Regions from separate parts of the Homo sapiens genome. Here region 1 is linked to region 2. A link is a loop called in an ENCODE intact Hi-C map of the cell type or tissue named here. Cell type or tissue: prostate gland. All regions are shown on one strand. Links, peaks and the distances in the headings refer to the core of each region. The heading gives the core; the rest is flanking DNA.

Evidence for each region. Hi-C counts contacts between places; a loop is a spot of excess contacts. Peaks named below come from ENCODE experiments on the same cell type or tissue, not always from the same donor. Only the 100,000 strongest peaks of a DNase experiment are listed, where the experiment ranks them.
Region 1: a loop joins it to region 2, with 3 times the contacts of the local background. A loop is called at or near these places in 1 of 110 quality-filtered maps.

Annotation. Positions count from the first base shown.
Region 1 is chr16:2,360,372-2,368,690 of GRCh38, forward strand. It overlaps the pseudogene ABCA17P. Among named protein-coding and RNA genes, the nearest start is that of ABCA3, 24 kb to the left of the region's middle. RefSeq lists an enhancer at 6,554-6,903. In prostate gland, for the core only: no CTCF peak of the experiment used is centred there; no DNase peak of the experiment used is centred there.
Region 2 is chr16:2,699,067-2,707,385 of GRCh38, forward strand. It overlaps KCTD5 (potassium channel tetramerization domain containing 5), which reads left to right. Exons shown (of 6, transcript NM_018992.4): 4 at 755-850; 5 at 3,287-3,412; 6 at 8,232-8,319. The coding sequence ends at 8,261. Among named protein-coding and RNA genes, the nearest start is that of PRSS27, 17 kb to the right of the region's middle. In prostate gland, for the core only: no CTCF peak of the experiment used is centred there; a DNase peak (open chromatin) is centred at 4,515.

The DNA.
Region 1 (8,319 bases), core at 165-8,164, 340 kb before region 2:
TCCCAGCACTTTGGGAGGCCAAGGTGGGCAGATCACTTGAGGCCAGGAGTTTGAGATCAGCCTGGCCAACATGGTAAAACCCCATCTCTACCAAAAAATACAAAACTTAGCCAGGCATGGTGGTGGGCACCTGTAATCCCAGCTACTTGGAGGCTGAGGCAGGAGAATCGCTTGAACCTAGGAAGCGGAGGTTGCAGTGAGCCAAGATCGCATCACTGCGCTCCAGCCTGGGTGACAGAGCAAGACTCCGTCTAAAAAAAAAAAAAAAAAAGAAAGATAATAATCCTATATAACTCAAAGAATGGAACTGACGTTAACAGTGAAGAAGACTGTAGGACAATCTTTTAACAGGAATAAGAAAGCTCAGTTTGGGCATGTCAACTTAGATGAAACACATGGAAGTATTAAGCCGGCAGTTGGGTATCTGGATTTAGAGTCAGAGGCAAGGTCTAGGCTGGAGATACAAATTTAGAAGTCACCAGCATATAGATGGATTCAAATCTAAGAGCTGAGTGAGATCACCTAAGGAGAGCACAGACTGAGCCCTGGAGTGCATTTAGAGGTTGGGAAGAGGAGGAAGTATCAGCAAAAAGACTTAGAAGGAATTCCTAGAATGATAGGAGGAAAAGTAGTCCATCACAATGATCTGGAAGCCCCAAAGAAGAAAGTTTTCAAGGACGAAAAAGTAACTCTTAACACTTTTGTGCTATGCATAACATTTTCCCTCATTTGTTTCCTGACTAGTGATGAGCCCTCCTCTTCAGCTAGGAAAATGACGGTGTTCAGAAAGTTAAAACTTCTTCGCTGGAAGGATTTCATCTTAAAGTTGGTATGGTTATCTGTGGGAAGATATAAGTCCTTGGGGGGGATTGAATGTTTAAGTTAAATTGGTTCATAATAACGGGTTAAAGAACAATTAAGAACTTTACATGGAAAGGGGCCCTTTTCTGCAAATGAGTCATGTAATTATTAAAGATGACATCATTGTTACTGATTTCTGGCCATTGGAGTTACAGAAAGGCTAAAAGGAGATGTTTCAAGCTAATTCTTACTCTGTGTTTTTCTTTTTCGTGTGTTTTGCAGGGAGACTGGAAGAAATTAAAGTGTTCTAAATGGAAGAGCATTCACCACATGTGTTCTGTTTTGGGTTGACATTTAGCTTTTGTTTTTATTTTAGAAACGGAAGACTCTGGTAGCAGTCCTTGAAATCTTGATGCCATTGCTATTTTCTGCATTGTATTGTATCTTCGTTTTAGTAGTGCTCCAATAAAAAGACCTGCTACTAGCTGCCATGCAATTGATATCAGTTTGTTGCCAGACTTCTACAATTTTCCTGAAAAATAGATTTCAACTAGTTTATATCCCTTCTATAAGTGAAACATTGAAGGCTGTCACCGAAATGGTGGAACAGATCTTTGATGTTGAGTTTGAAGGTTAGATGTAAATATGGGTAAGGATCGGGAGGACATTTTTATAAAGTACAGTTTGAAGTTTTTCCCCGAGAGTTCTTACAGTAGTGATTCTAAATCTAGTGTCTCCAAATTCTAAAGAGCCTATGAGGTGGTAGTTGGGGGGAAGCTGTCCATGAGATATTTTTATTATTTCAAACAACATATGGAGTCTTGTCTATATATGTCAGAAGGCTTCAAGGCTAATTAAAATGTTAAATGTTAAGTATTTGTTTTTAACTCACTATCATGACACCTATTATCTCATATTAATCCAAAGGTCTGATTGGCAATTATATGTCTCTAATAAAAAATGGAAGGCATTCAGAGAGTCAGAGGGTCTGAAATAGCTTCTAACTTGTTAACTGGTCTCTGCTTCTCCTCTTGTCCCATTCTAATCCAGTCTCCGTGTGGAGGCAGAAAGATCTTCAAAAGCTCAATAGGATCCAGCTAGTCTCTAGCTTAAACCCCTTCAGTGGCTTCCCATTGCCCTGAAAGAAAACCAGCTCTTCTCCAGGTTCTGACCCTGCTTTTTTCCCAGTCTTATCTAGTTTGGCTCTTTATTGTGCTCCCACACACTGGTCATGTTGGTCTTTTACTTCCTAGAAAGCAGCTACATGAGGTTTTCTCCCAATAGGGCCTTTGCAGCAGGTGTTCCTTCTGACAGTGCTTTGCCCTCAGCCTTCCCTGTGCATTGCTCCCTCTTAGTCTTCACGTTTCAGCTGAACTGATGCCTAGGAAAGCAGCTAAATCGGTTTTAGGTTTCTCACCTCTGCCTTATTCTCTGTCACAGAACCCTGTTTTATACTTTCTATCAAAAAGGGAATTTTAATAAATGTTTACATATATATTCACTTTCTTGCTTCTGTGTATTGTCTGCCTTTCTCCACTAGACTCCACCTCCATGAGGGCATAGGAACCATGTCTGTTTTGTTCATCACTGTGCCTGTTGTAGTACCTAGCACATAGTAGGTGCTCAATAAATATTTATTGAATAAATTAATGTAGTTAGGTAGATAGCATTCTTCAAAATATGTAGTTTATAGGAGAAATTTTTCAAAATTACTATAATTGCTCTACATGCTATTGTAAAAGTATTCTAATAATATATAGGGCATAAAGTGAATAGAGATTTTTCCCTCCAAGCTTCAGTGCCACTCAATGGGGATAATAATTTTTTTTTTCTTTTCCTTTTTTTTTTTTTTTGAGATGGACTTTCGCTCTTGTTGCCCAGGCTGGAGTGCAATGGTGAGATCTAGGCTCACTGCAACCTCCGTCTCCCGGGTTCAAGCAATTCTCCTGCCTCAGCCTCCTGAGTAGCTGGGATTACAGGCACCCGCCACCACGCCTGGCTAAGTTTTCTATTTTTAGTACAGATGGGGTTTCACCTTATTGGCCAGGCTGGTCTCAAACTCCTGACCTCAGGTCATCCGCCCGTCTTGGCCTCCCAAAGTGCTGGGATTACAGGCATGAGCCACTGCACCCAGCCTGAGTGAGGATAATTCTTTTAAAAGCTTTCAGTTCCAGGAGTTTGAGACCAGCTTGGGCAACATAGTGAAACCCTGTCTCTACAAAAAATAAAAAATTAACCAGGTATGGTAGTTGATGCTTGTAGACCCAGCTACTTGGGATGCTGAGGTGGGAGGATCTCTTGAACCTACAGTGAGCTATGATTGCACCACTGCACTCCAGCTTGGGTAACAGAACGAGACCCTGTCTCTAAAAAAATAAAAAATAAAAATGCCCTCAGTGGTAAAATGTGGGGAAATCACTGTTTTGAAAGTTGTGCTTCAGCCGGGTGCAGTAGCTCATGTCTGTAATCCCAGCACTTTGGGAGGCCGAGGTGGGCGGGTCACTTGAGGTCAAGAGTTTGTGACCAGCCTGGCCAGCATGGTGAAATTTCATCTCTACTAAAAATACAAAAAAATTAGCCGGGCGTGGTGGCACATACCTGTAGTCCCAGCTCCCTGGGAGGCTGAGGCAGGAGAGTGGCTTGAACCCAGGACGTGGAGATTGCAGTGAGCCGAGATCGTGCCATTGCACTTCAGCCTGGGCGACAGGCCAAGACTCCATCTCAAAAAAAAAAAAGAAAAGAAAGTTGTGCTTCATGCTTGTCTGGTATCCTAAAATACTATGTATTCTAATTCAGTTACCTTATACATATGAGATTATGAAATTTCTTTCTTTCTTTTTTTTTTTTTTTTGAGACAGAATCTCGCTCTGTTGCCCAGGCTGAAGTGCAGTGGCGCCCGTAATCCTAGCACTTTGGGAAGCTGAGGCAGGCGGATTCCCTGAGCTCAGGAGCTCAAGACCAGCCTGGGCAACACGGCAAAACCCTGTCTCTACTAAAAATGCAAAAAATTAGCCGGGCATGGTGGTGCGACTTGTAATCCCAGCTACTTGGGAGGCTGAGGCATGAGAATCACTTGAACTCTGGAGATGGAGGTTGCAGTGAGCCGAGATCAGACAGAGCAAGACTCCATTTCAAAAAAAAAAGAAAAAAAATCTAGATGAAGGAAAGAACCCAAAGAGATCAGTGGAGGCCCTAAACTGCTTTTGATCAAACATTCATCATACTAGGGGAAATCGAATGCTCGTTTTCATAGACTTGTAAGGCACAGAGGGAAAGAAGAAAAAGTTAAGTCCCATTCAAGGTGGGGTGTATATCATGAGACTATCTCCCCTTAAATCTAGGACCCCATATGCTTACATTGTAGTGGTGGTACTTAATGTAAGGTTGTGCTGGATGTAAACATGCCCCCGACTGCCTGAATGTTGCCTTGGAACTGAGCACAGCAGGGAGGGTCCTAGCTCTGAGATTTGTAGCTCAAATTCACATCACTTGGCTGTCAAAAAAAAGGAAGGAAGAAAGAAGGAGAGGAGGGAGAGAGGGAGGGAGGGAGGAAAGATGGAAGGGAGGGAGGGAGGGAGGGGAAGGGAAGAAAGAAGGAAGGGAAGGAGGGGAGGGAGGGAGGAAGGAAGGAAAGAAGGAAGGGCAGAGGGAAGGGAAGAAAGGAAGGAAAGGAAGGAATGAAAGGAAGGAAGGAAAGAAGAAAAGAAAAACCCCTCGAACTGTGAAGTGGGACAGTGGGACTCAGATTGACAGATGCAAATATATATTTTTCCTGGAATAATGTACCCTCCTTCTGTATCTCAAGACTCACCACAAGAGTATCAAGGTCAGTGAGCAAACATACTAGGAAACAGGACACCAAGGATGATTATCACTATGACAACAGACAGCAAAAACAGACCTGGAAAGATTCCAGATAATGGAATTATTAGTCTCGTGTTATAAAATCCCTATGTTTAGCTGGTTTGAAGAAATAAAAGACAACGTAAAAGGATTTATAGGTAGCATGTCATTATAGTCACCTAGCAAATTTGGGGAGAAAAAAGGAACTAGAACTTCTAGAAATGAAAAATAAAATAATCAACATGTAAAACTCAGGCTAGAAACAAGCCTTGAAAGGATAAAAGTGAACTTAAACTTCCTACAAGAACAAAACTCATTCTTTAATGAAAAACCACAAGGCTTGATCCAGGTCTCAGATCATGTGATCAGCACTTAAATTCTCTTCCTTCTTAGCATTACTTTCTTGATGCCCCAAGATAGTTGCTAGCAGTTCTTGGGACTATAGACTTCCCAGTTAAAGTTATGACTTGAAATAATGAGATTCATGTCCCTTAACTTACCTCCCTTATTTTCTGTCTCTCTCTGCTCGTGTATTTGCAGAACGAATGCTGGAGTTAATGGAGCAGTCAGCTGTCGATCTTAAGTCTCCTTAAGTAGAAAGCGGGCAGCTGGGTAGCCTTTGCCTTCACACCAGCCACTCACTGATGGGATTTTTCTCTCTGTAGTTTTAGGCTGTTCTTCAGTGTCTTTGTTTGAACGTTATATAATTGATGATCCCAAAGCTTTCTACATATTGGCAGGAATTGTTTTTGACCACAGCGTCAATGACAGCAATGGATCTTTGCCACTTGCGGTAAGAACATCCTTTCTCTAACAATTGTACTGTGCTGCCGAGACTTGAGCATGTGTTCCTTCTGCAGTCTTGTTGGCTGACCTGCCCCCGGCTTTTCTCTGTGGCAGCTTTGTCATCTTATTTCCAAAGGAGATATGCAAGGGCTCCTGTGTTTCATGTCTTACAACCTAGACTTTGAGGTCCCTTCCAGTTTTCAAATTCTTTAGAAGGCTTGTTGTGAGCAAGCCTTTATCCTGAGGGTACAGGATGGCGTATATTAAACTGCCTGATGACAGATGCAGACTACAAGATCAGCCTCCACAGACTTGCATTCCAGCCCTGCAACTCACCAGCTGTGTAACCTTGGAAAAACATTTCTGGGCCTCGGTGTCCTTATTGTTGTGAGGGCTAAAAGAGTTTTATGCCTATAAAGTGCTTAGAACAAAGCCTGGAACAAAATAACTTTCCAGAAGGATTAGTTATTGTTGTCATTACTAATAATCTTATGGACTTCAGATATGGTATGAGTGTGAGTTTGTTTAAGGAAAAGTTCATGTTGTAAACATGGGAATATTTGGTTTATGTTCTGGGATGGGAAAACCACTCATGTATAGCTTTTGTGTTGTACAGTGTATCTGATGATTAATTGTTGGAAGTTGCATGGGCTATTGGTAGATGGAGAGAGACATGTTAATAAAATAACCAACAATGTTTTTCAAGCATTTATTAATGCTAGGCAACACAGATACCATCTGGTTCAATCCTACTGTAGCCTATGAGGTAGACGTTGTTAATATCCCCATTTTACTCATGAGGAAACTGAGGAATGAAGTTTATGTAATTTGCCCAAGGTGTCAAGGCTATTCAGTAGGAGATTTGGGGTTAGAATCTGGGTGGTCTGGCTCCAGAGCCCTTGCTCTGAACTGTTCTGCAGCACACCATTCCTGAAGGGGGCTCAGGAGCGGCTGTATGTTTCCCAGGCTTGCACCACGGAGAATTTCCAGAGTACACAGGGAAGACCACTGTTGCAGCATGGTCTCCCAGGGGACACCTGCCAGTGTGGGCATCCTTCATCCTGTTACAGCTGACATCAAGCACAGATTTGTTCTGTCCTGTGCCTTTGCTGAGTTTCAGGAGTTCATAACCGAATTTGTTTTCTCTTTGTTCTTCATAGGTTAAGTATCAATTGCGCTTCAGTTACTTTCAGAAGAATTTTATACTGGGGAAGAATATATTTTTTCAAGATGACATAGAAGGCTGGTGCACATCCTTTCTTTACCCTCCCAATCCACGCCAAGAACCCCGGGAATTTCCATTTGCTGTTGGGGGAAGTCCTGGTGAGAAAGCCCCGAAGCTTGTGCGTGTTAAGAGCATGGCCGTGGCTGGGCGCGGTGTCTCATGCCTGTAATCTCAGCACTTTGAGAGGCTGAGGCGGGTGGATCACCTGAGGTAGGGAGTTCGAGACCTGACAAACATGGAGAAACCTCATCTCTACAAAAAATACAAAATTAGCTGGGTGTGGTGGCTCATGCCTGTAATCCCAGCTACTCAGGAGGCTGAGGCAGAATTGCATGAACCTGGGAGGCAGAGGTGGCGGTGCACTGAGACTGGGCCATTGCACTCCAGCCTGGGCAACAAGAGCGAAACTCCGTCTCAAAAAAAAAAAAAGAGCATGGCCACTTTTGTTGTTTTGTTTGTTTTGCTGCCAGCACATAAACTAGCATTTCAGAAGAGGTTGAAGGAGTTACATTTAGAAATGTGACATTCAGTAAACTGCTTACATTCTAGAGCAAGTAAAAACAGTAGTTATGGATTTGATTGTAACAATATTGAATTGTTTGGAGGAAGGATGGAAACATTTTACTGGAACAAGGAGTGCAGGGACCAGTGGGTGGCCAATTTAGCAGTGACATTTGTCATCATGGAGGAAACATGATCTGTGCTTTATGCATGTTTAAGATTTTCTCGGCTTCCCTTTTCCACCTGCAAATACCACTCCTATTTGGTTATTTTATTTTATTTTGAGATGGAGTTTCATTCTTGTTGTCCAGGCTGGAGTGCAATGGCACAATCTCGGCTCACTGCAATCTCTACCTCCCAGGTTCAAGCGATTCTCCTGTCTCAGCCTCCTGAGTAGCTGGGATTACAAGTGCCCACCATCACACCTGGCTAATTTTTTGTGTTTTTAGTAGAGATAGGGTTTCACCATGTTGGCCAGGCTGATCTCGAACTCCTGACCTCAGGTGATCCGCCCACCTCGGCCTCCCAAACTACTGGGATTACAGGCATGAGCCACCACTTTTGGCCCTATTCTATCTTTTTAAACACATGTCCTGTTCAACACGCATGTCATATTGTATGATCTATGTCTAACATGCCTCCATTACAATCTCCACTGACTGTATCCTTTGCATTTCATCCGTCTCATTTAATTTAATGAAGAAGAAACAGAAGATAATCATCCACACTCTTGGGACTCTCTGCATGTCTGTGCAGCTCCAAAGAGTCTGTTCCTGCTTTGGGGGAATCCCTGAACTCTTTCTGGCCTGTTCATTGGCTGATGCTTCACTTTGATTTTATTTACTCTGACTGATGCTTTTAGATCTTGCCTTGATTCTTATTCCATCCTCCCTGCCCCATCTGCAACACTGGTGCAGAATCCCAGTTCCTGTTCTTCAGGCCTCTTGGTCTTGGCTGGCCCTCTCCCTTTCCCTCTCATGAATCTCCCTATCTGCATTTCTAGTCTGGGAAAATCTCCTTTTCCCTGTCTGTCATTCAGGATAAGAGGACAGAAAATTAATGCCAGAAGGTTGGAGTTTTTCCAGGAGTTCCTATTTGTCCCAAGGGCTGGCATGTGGTCCCAAAGCCAGGTCCTGACTCCTGGCTGCCATAGTCCTCTCTTC
Region 2 (8,319 bases), core at 269-8,268:
GTCACTCAGGCATCCCTGGCATGAGTCACCACCTTAAGGTCAGGGACCCAGGACCTCTGAACCCCTTCTCACTGCTGCGTTTCCGTCCAGCCCCGTCTGCAGCCTGAGTCCTCCGTAGTGACTGTCCAGGATGTGGGGCCACCCCGCCCACTGGGGAGCAGCTCCATGCAGGCGGGCGGCCCTGGTGGCTCACCATCACTCCCAGGACCACAGCTGCCTGGAGGGGCACAGCAAGCGTGCCAGGCAGGTGGGGGATTAGGAGGTGGATGGAGTTTTAGGAAGCAGCTCAGCCTTCGGGAGGCCCAAGTCCAGGCTGCCGCGCAAGTTCAAGAGCCTTTTTCTGGTAGCTGGGAGCGAGCTTCGTCTGGCACTGGCTCTCAGGGCCCTGCTTGCCAGAGCCTTTCCCGACCGATGAATTCAGGGCTGCACGGTTGCTGCGTGCGGAGCAGACGTGGACGCTCTCGTGTCGTCATGTCGAGCCACAGGTGCTCTTGGGATTTCAGGAACATGACTCATTTTATTTTGGAACTTAGAAATAGAAATATTTTTGGAGGCGAACGAGGAAGCAGAAAACAGCAGCTGTTCGGGCCGCGTGTTTTGCTTTTGTGGATGTGCTCAGGATTGCTTTGGGCCTCGTGCCCTGTGCTGAGAACTGCAGAGTGGACCTCAGCCTCCCTGGGTCACCTGGGCTGGGGCCACAGGCAGCAGTGGGACATGGGTGGCCCGCCCTTACCTGTGCCCATTGTCCTTGCAGGTGCCTGTGAAGCATGTGTACCGTGTGCTGCAGTGCCAGGAGGAGGAGCTCACGCAGATGGTGTCCACCATGTCCGACGGCTGGAAGTTCGAGCAGGTGAGGGGCCCTGGCCAGCCTGGTGGCAGCCATGCTGCAGCTGAACTTGTGCTCACAATGGCTCAGGGCTCAGTGCTCCTGGAAATGCAGACTTTGCTGCTGGCGTCTTCCTGCAGTTCTGGGGGTGCTCACGGCAGCGACCTGTGCCCTGTTTCCACTGGAGGAGCCTTGGGAGTTCGGGTGGGGTGGGCAGAGGTGTCTCAGGCTCTGCCCCGCACCTTCCCCTCCTCCCTGGCCTGCCTCTTCTTCCCAGCGCTGCGCTTTCTTCGCATCATCTGGCACCTCTGTGTGAGGGAGGGGACTGGCGTCCCCAGAGCCTCCTGGCCAGCCCACTATCCAGCGCAATCCCCGTCCCCCACAGCTCACTCCATCGGAGCATATGGAGGCCCTGACGCCTTTCCCAGGCTGCCTCCCCTTCCCGCCCATGCTGGAAGGTGCTGCCAGGCCCTCGTTGCCTTCTCTCTGGTTTTGGCAAGCTGCGGCGGGTGGGGTCTGATGGGTCTGTGCAGGGCATGCCTTCTTCAGCAGCTTCCACGGAAGCCACCTGAGTGCTGCATGGGCCACTGTGCCATGGCATTGTGGCTTGTCATCGGGGACCTCAGGACACGTGAGGCATGGCCTCTGACCGGGGGGCCCTTGCCCACGACCTGGCTGCCACTGTTCCTGGTGCTAGACAGACACTGAGGGTGGGGACAGTGACCTCACCCAGCCCTCCCTGTCCTGAGTTTCCTCTGTCACTTGCTTCTGTCTGGGGCAGGTTCTGTCCATGGCCCAGTGCGCCTGCCAGGTTGTGGGAGTGACAGGCTCAGCCAGTGTCCCTCTGAATGAAAGCTACCTTTTCCTTGGAGTCTTTCAAAATAATAGATCACATTGTAGGGTACTTGGAGCCCCCCCCCCCTTAAAATGTCACTAAAAACATTTGTGTCCCACCGTCCACCCTGGACCCCTAGGCCGGGGGCCGGGGTGACTCTGGGTCTCTGTGCTGACAGGGCTGCTGACCAGCTGCTTGGTCCCTGCCCTGCACCTCATCAGAATCGTGCCAGAGCCTCCCACGGGAACAGAAATCTTTGCTGCTGGGCGAGCCCCACCTCCCAGTTGTCCCTTGGTGGGGCTGGGGCCCTGGGAAGCCGTGTCAGCAGCTCGGGGTCCGCGAACAGGGCTGTCCCCATGTGGCACCTGTGCTCTTCTGCCACCGTCTTGTGACTTCTGGCTGGGAGGGAACAATGTCTCCTGCCCGTGGTGGGCACCTGCCTCCCGGGGCAGCTTCAGGTCTTCGACCTTAGCACTTCTGGGTGGATTCCAAACCCATTGCAAAGAACGGGTGTCCTCCCCCTTCCTTGATTACGACCTGCTTGGCACGCTTCATCCCTTGGGGACCCCTTCTCCCAGTTCATGTAGGGAAGCCGCTGGGCTGACCAGCTGTCCCGGCTGTGGGGTGGGACCCTGCGGGGTGCTGGGAGGTGGCCAGACCGGACCCAGGGTCCCCAGTGGTCAGCAGGGGATTGCAAGCAGGGCTTGGAAGTGGCTGTGAGGACACAGGGGCTCCGGGGGGCATGGCCGTGAGTGCTCCCAGGGGTACCCTTAGCTGCTTGGGCCCATGCCGGCACCCCTGTGGCCGCCTCACTGGGCTGGGTCCACTGCTGCCCACTGGGTCAGCCGCCAGCTATACAGGAGCAGCAGGTAGCTGCGGGCTGCTCTCCCGGCCGTTGGTCCAACTGCGCAGGTCTTAGAGAGGCCAAAGTGTGAGCCTCGTCCAGCTGCTTTTTGGCTTGGTCATCTGCTGCTGTCATGCTTATTGTGATTTGCGTATTGCCTTTTAATTTTCCCTTTAAAAGCACAGAAGTGCCTGGTGGCCCAGGGTAGCCAGCCATGGGCCAGATGCCTGGCCAGAGAGACAGGTTGGCCCTGGACCTGCATTGGCCTGGCCTGCCTGGTGACCCGGAGGGAGGCAGGTTGGAGTGGCCTAAGGGTGTGGCCAGCAGGCTGCAGCAGACCCGCCCTGGCCGAACTCCTGGACAGCACAGCTCCTCCAGCGGCTTTCGGTCCAGTCAGCTGGTCCCAGGCTCTTCCCTCCAGGTTTTCAGAGCCGCCCTCCACTCTCCTCCCGCTGCCCCCCTCCCTCCGCCCCAGCTCAGGGACCCGTCTGTGCTCCGTCCCCCTGGGGCAGCAGCCCCTTTTGGCCCAGCTGGAAGCGCCAAGGAAAGCTCAGGGTCCTCACAGAGGAAGAGCTCGCCCCATGCCATGCCACGGCGTGGGGTGCCGCCCCGTGTGCTCGTGCAGGTGTTCCGGGGATTTGTTTTCCATCCATTTCCTGAAGCGTCGGCAGTCTTTGCTGTGGCTTTCGCGGTGGCAGGCGCGTCCTGAGGCTGGTCATGTCAGCCTGGCTGGGTCTCTCAGGCTTCACTGGGCTGCGTCTCAGGCTATGTCTCCTTGCAGTTGGTCAGCATCGGCTCCTCTTACAACTATGGGAACGAAGACCAAGCCGAGTTCCTCTGTGTGGTGTCCAAGGAGCTGCACAACACCCCGTACGGTACGGCCAGCGAGCCCAGCGAGAAGGCCAAGGTGAGTGCTGGGCCGGCCCTGGCCTGGGGCAGTCTTGGGTGGGGAAGGCTCTTGCCCTCTCAGACCTTCCTCCTTTTCTGCCATTCTCATCAAGCTCCCGGTGTCCGCCCCTGGTGGCCTTGCTGACTTCTTGGACACACGGTCTCCCGTGGGACAGGTTCTCTCGACACAGGCTCCCAGTAAGCCCCTGCGGCCTCCCAGCCTGCATGCAGAGCTGCTCCTGGAAGGGGCCCCAGGCCTGCTGCAGGGGCCATGCTCTTAGGAATGCCACTGAGGGCTGTGTCTCAGGGGACCCAGGGTCCTCTGTTCCCCGGGCCCAGCCTCTGCTGTGTGAGTGAGGACTTGGGATGCTGAGGCCTGGCTGTCATAGGGGTCTGGGCCATCCCTGAGTGCAGGGACATGGGGGTCCAGTTGTCGTGGTGGGGGTCTGGGCCATCCCTGAGTGCAGGGGTGGGTACCCTGGCTCAGCCACTACGTGGGCCTCATCTTTGTCGAGAGGAGGGTGTCCTGCAGGCCCTGGGATTCTCAGGCTGCACAGAGTAGGCCCTTTGCGGCACCCAGCCTGGCAGCACCGGCGCAGACTCTGCGGGGGCTCAGGCCCTTCTGTTTTCTGCGGGGCAGGCAGCTGGGGTGAAATGCAGGGACCCCTGCCTCGTTTGCTTTCAGGTTGGCCCTGTGGCCCTGCCCACAGGTGACCCATTCTGGTGGCATTTCCTCTAAGCACGTTCTTAAGGTTGAGGCTCCAAGATGGACAAATGCGTCCATCCAAGCAGAATCTGACCTTGGCCTGGGCCAGCTGCACCTGGCAGGACTCCCGGACCTCAGAGCCAGGTGGTGGCTGGAGAGCTCTTGGCTGGGGTCTGCGTGGGTCTGGGAGAGCCTGGGTGGTGGGGCGGGCTCTGTGGGGAGCCAGCCTGGGGCGAAGGCTCGGGGCATTGGCAAAGGGTGTTGAGTGGGTGCCATGAGAGGCCAGAACCGGAAGGCTTTTAACTGGTGGCATTAAACCAGGGACACCTGGGCAACCGCAGACTCTTGGCTGGGGGCCTCTGGCCGGCCACCAGCAGCCCAGGACTGTCCCCGTGAGCCTCTCCGAGTAGGCCTTTGGAGGTATGCCCTTGGGAACAGAGGGGTGGGGCCGCCAAGCATGTCTCTCGGAGGCCTGCGGCCAGCTCACGGCAGCCTTTCCACCTCAGGCGACTGTCCTGGCCCAGAGCCTCCCTCGCTGGCCACCCGTTGTGCTCTTGCTGTGGGCAGAGGCCAGTCCTGCTCCACTGCCGTTCCTCGAGGCCGAGGCAGTGTAGGCTGGGGCAGGCCCTGGTGTGGGACAGCCGGGGTGGAAGCTGGGGTTCCACCGCCAGGCTCGGAGATGCTCTTCCATTTGAGTCTCGGATCTAGGAGGCGACCCCTGGCTCCCTGAGAGCCCCAGCTCAGTCACAAGGAGGCACTTCTCTTCCTCTTGGAGCAATCGTAGGGCTCTTTTCTAAATGGTTTTATTTTTAGAAGTTTTTTATTTCTGAGCTGAGTTTTTATAACCAAGCTCCCCTGGGCTCCTATCCCTCAGGTGGCTTGGCAGCTGCAGAAAGGACACGCTCTGTACTGTGAGGAAGCTCCAGGCATGACCCCAAATCCCTTTGTGGTTGAGAATGTGGCCCTATTTCATTTTCCAAAAATACCTGCTCTGAAGTGGGGCAGCTATGGCGGCTTCTTGATGGGGGTGGTGTCAGCAGTGCCCCAGGAGGCAGAGCTCAGGCCAGAGCCTCAGGAGGCCGTGGGGGATTGCGGGGGCCAGAGCTGGAGGACCGTGATGGGGGCACCCCTGGCTGGGCTGCGCAGGGCCGCATGGGCTGTGGGCCCTCGTCGCTGGTGTCCCTGCAGCATGTGTGGCCTGGCCCTGCTGGGCAGCTGTCCCCCACTTCAGTCAGCGGCGGCGGGAGAGCCTGGGTGGTGGGGCGGGAGGGGTTGCACCTGTAGCAAGTGAAGGCGGTCCACACATGAGCACACCTGCTTCCCACGCCAGTCCCTCAAGAACTTGCTAGAAGGACTCGCAGAGCTCACTGAGAGCGCTTAGACTCAAGGCCGCCATTTATTCCCAAGGAACAGAGAGAGACAGGCTCAGATCAGCAAGGGCGGGCACCTGGGCAGAGGCCGGGGTCTCCCAGTGCCTGGGCGGCTGAGGAGGGGGTTCCTTGGTGGTGTTGGGGCTCCATTGCGTAGCCATGCTCGATGGGTGCATCCACCGCCTGCCCCCGTGGCTGATCCCTCCTGTGACCCAGGGCCCCACCCTCCCTCCTGCAGCAGTGGGGCCAATGCAGTGGGGTCCACAGAGCCCACGCAGCAGAGGCCCTCCTATCAGGCCGAGATCTGTGGGCTAGCGCCGCCTGCCAGGAGTGGGGCCAGAGGCCAGGCGCCTCTGGACAGGGTTCAGCCCCTCAGCACATGGTGGGACAGGACCAGCCCCGGATCGCAAGATGCAGCCGCCTCACACGTGGAGGTTTCCACCTCTGAGATGTGGCAGAGCCCCTGAGCCTGTGTGTCCCCTCGTGGCGTGGCCTCACTGGAAGGTCACCGGGCGTGGGGGTTTGGGCCCGGGGCACCCGCCCACCCGCACTGTCCTGACAGCCTGTCTTCTCCCCCACTGCGCGCTGCACGCCGCCAGAGTGACGACGAGGACCAGGGGCACCCAGGGAGTGGCTCAGATTAAGTGTGAATGTCATGGTGAGCTCCGTGGCCTCCTTGACCCCATGGCCCCAGCTGACCCTTGCCACAGACCCTCCCTGTGTGTCTGTCCCTGCCTGTAGTTGACGAGAGCCGTCCGCACTCCATGCCAGCTGTAGATCCTCAGTAGCACTGTCTTGGTGGTGGGGCTGTTGCTGTGAGGCAGATGCCCAGGGGCAGTGTTGGGGCGTTTGTTGGGATGACTGGAGGGTGCCCGTGCCAGGCCAGGCTGTGGACATCAGTGGTCGTGAACCCAAGAGCCCCTCCTGGGGGCTGGGCAGGGAGTGCCACTCGTGCCGCCAGCCCTAGTGGGTGACCTTCCTGTCTGGCTTAGGCCACAGGCTCAGGGCCAAGGGGTCAGGACCAGTGCGGCAGACAGCAGACCCCTATCTCAGCTGCCAAATCCTGCGGCATCCCTGATGCGCTTAAGCCTCCCAGGCCAGCCGTGTCCTGCAAGCCCCTCAGCCACCCGGGCCTGCCTGCCTGTGGGGGTGTCTGGCCATGGGGTACAGCCTCAAGGGCCCCCTGGTTGGTGTCTGCAGTTGGACCTTCCTGTGGAAGATGGCCTAGGGAGACAGTGTGTCCAGAAAAGATGGGTCTCACCCCAGGCTCTGTCTAGAGTAGCCCGTGCTGCTCCCGGCCTTGGGAGGGCGAAGGACAGCACTTTGGCTGCAGGTCTCCAGGGTGTCTCCTGCCCTCATCAGGAGGGAGCTGTTGGGGCTCCCGGATGCTCAGATGCCACACTGCTCCTGGCCTGTCCGCTGCGCTACTTAGTTTTACACAGGGCTGGTGGGGGCTTGGGGGCTGCACTGTCTCCCCAAGTCAACTCCAGACATCCCAGTAAACTTGGGAATCACCCTGGCCCAGGGAGGGACGTGCTGCCCCTCGCACAGGGGGATGGGCTCCTCCGAGGCACTGGAGAGTGAGTGGGAGCCTCGAGCTAGAAGTGGTCCAGGGCACTGAGCCTGGGGGGCACCCGCCTGGGAACGGCAGAGCTGTTGGGGGGTGGAGTATTGGAGTCAGGCTGAGCAGCTCAGGGGACGTGGCCTCCAGGAGCCTTCGGAACAAGCCTGGGGTGGCATGCACCTCTCACCACTGCCCTCTCTCCGGTCAGTGCGGCATGGCAGTGACCTCTGGGAGGCTGTGCCCGGCGAGGGCGTGGGCGTTGCTGCCCTACCTGGTGTTGGGCAGCCCTCACGTGACACATGGAGACAGCTGTTGTGGGCCACGCACAGTGAGGCTGGCTGGCTCCGAAGCTCTCTGCTCGGGAGCGTGGGGTGATTTCCCCTCCACCTGGTCTCTGGAGCTGCCATGGCTCATTTTGGGAGTTCACCTCAGCAGCATTGGCCAGCGCCTGAGCCTGTCCTCAGGGGAGCCCAGGCCGACTTGGGGGTGGCCTCAGGGGGTTCCTGGACACTGGTGAGGGAAGTGGGGAGGGTACCTTGAGGAAGAGTTTTGAGGAGATTGGAGGGTGGGGAGGGCAGGGGGCCGAGGGGCCGTGGGCTCTGCAGGGCTGACGTGGTACAGATGAGGAGGGGATCCCCGCAGCGTGATCTGCACTTGGGGTAGGGCCCTCTGAGGGCTGGTGGTTGTTCCATGGGGCAGTCGGGAGGGGCCAGCACATGAGGTGGGCTGGCCAGGCTGAGGTGCAGGGCCGAGGGCTTGGGTGAGGGGCATCTCCAGGAGGGTCCGGGCGTCGGGGTGGGGGTGGGGGCTGCAGTGGGCATGGAGGAACAGAGGGAGAGACTTAATTGGGGAGGGGGGACTGGACTGCTGAGGGACCCGCGGGCCGAGTTGCGCTTCATGTCTGAGGCCCAGGACTGAGTGGGCTGAGAGGCCCAAGAGTCAGCGCCTTTGGGTGGGTCTGGGAGGGGCTGCCATGCACAGTGAGCGCTCCCTGTGTGGGGCCTGGAGATGTGCCAGACACCCCGGTGAAGGTCCTGGGCCTGCCAGCTGAGTCCCCAAGACCCTGGCCAGTGCCGCTGGGTTCCCGGGGCTCCCCGAGCTAACCCCAGGCCTGTGGGCTCTGTTTTCTGGAGCAGGCGCCTGGTCAGGGACACCTCCTCAGCCCAAGTCCTCATTTTATGCATTTGGTGTTTTTCAGATTTTGCAAGAACGAGGCTCAAGGATGTGAGGGACACAGTATTGACAGCTGAAGAAATGATTTACGTTTTCCCGAGATGTAATGAACT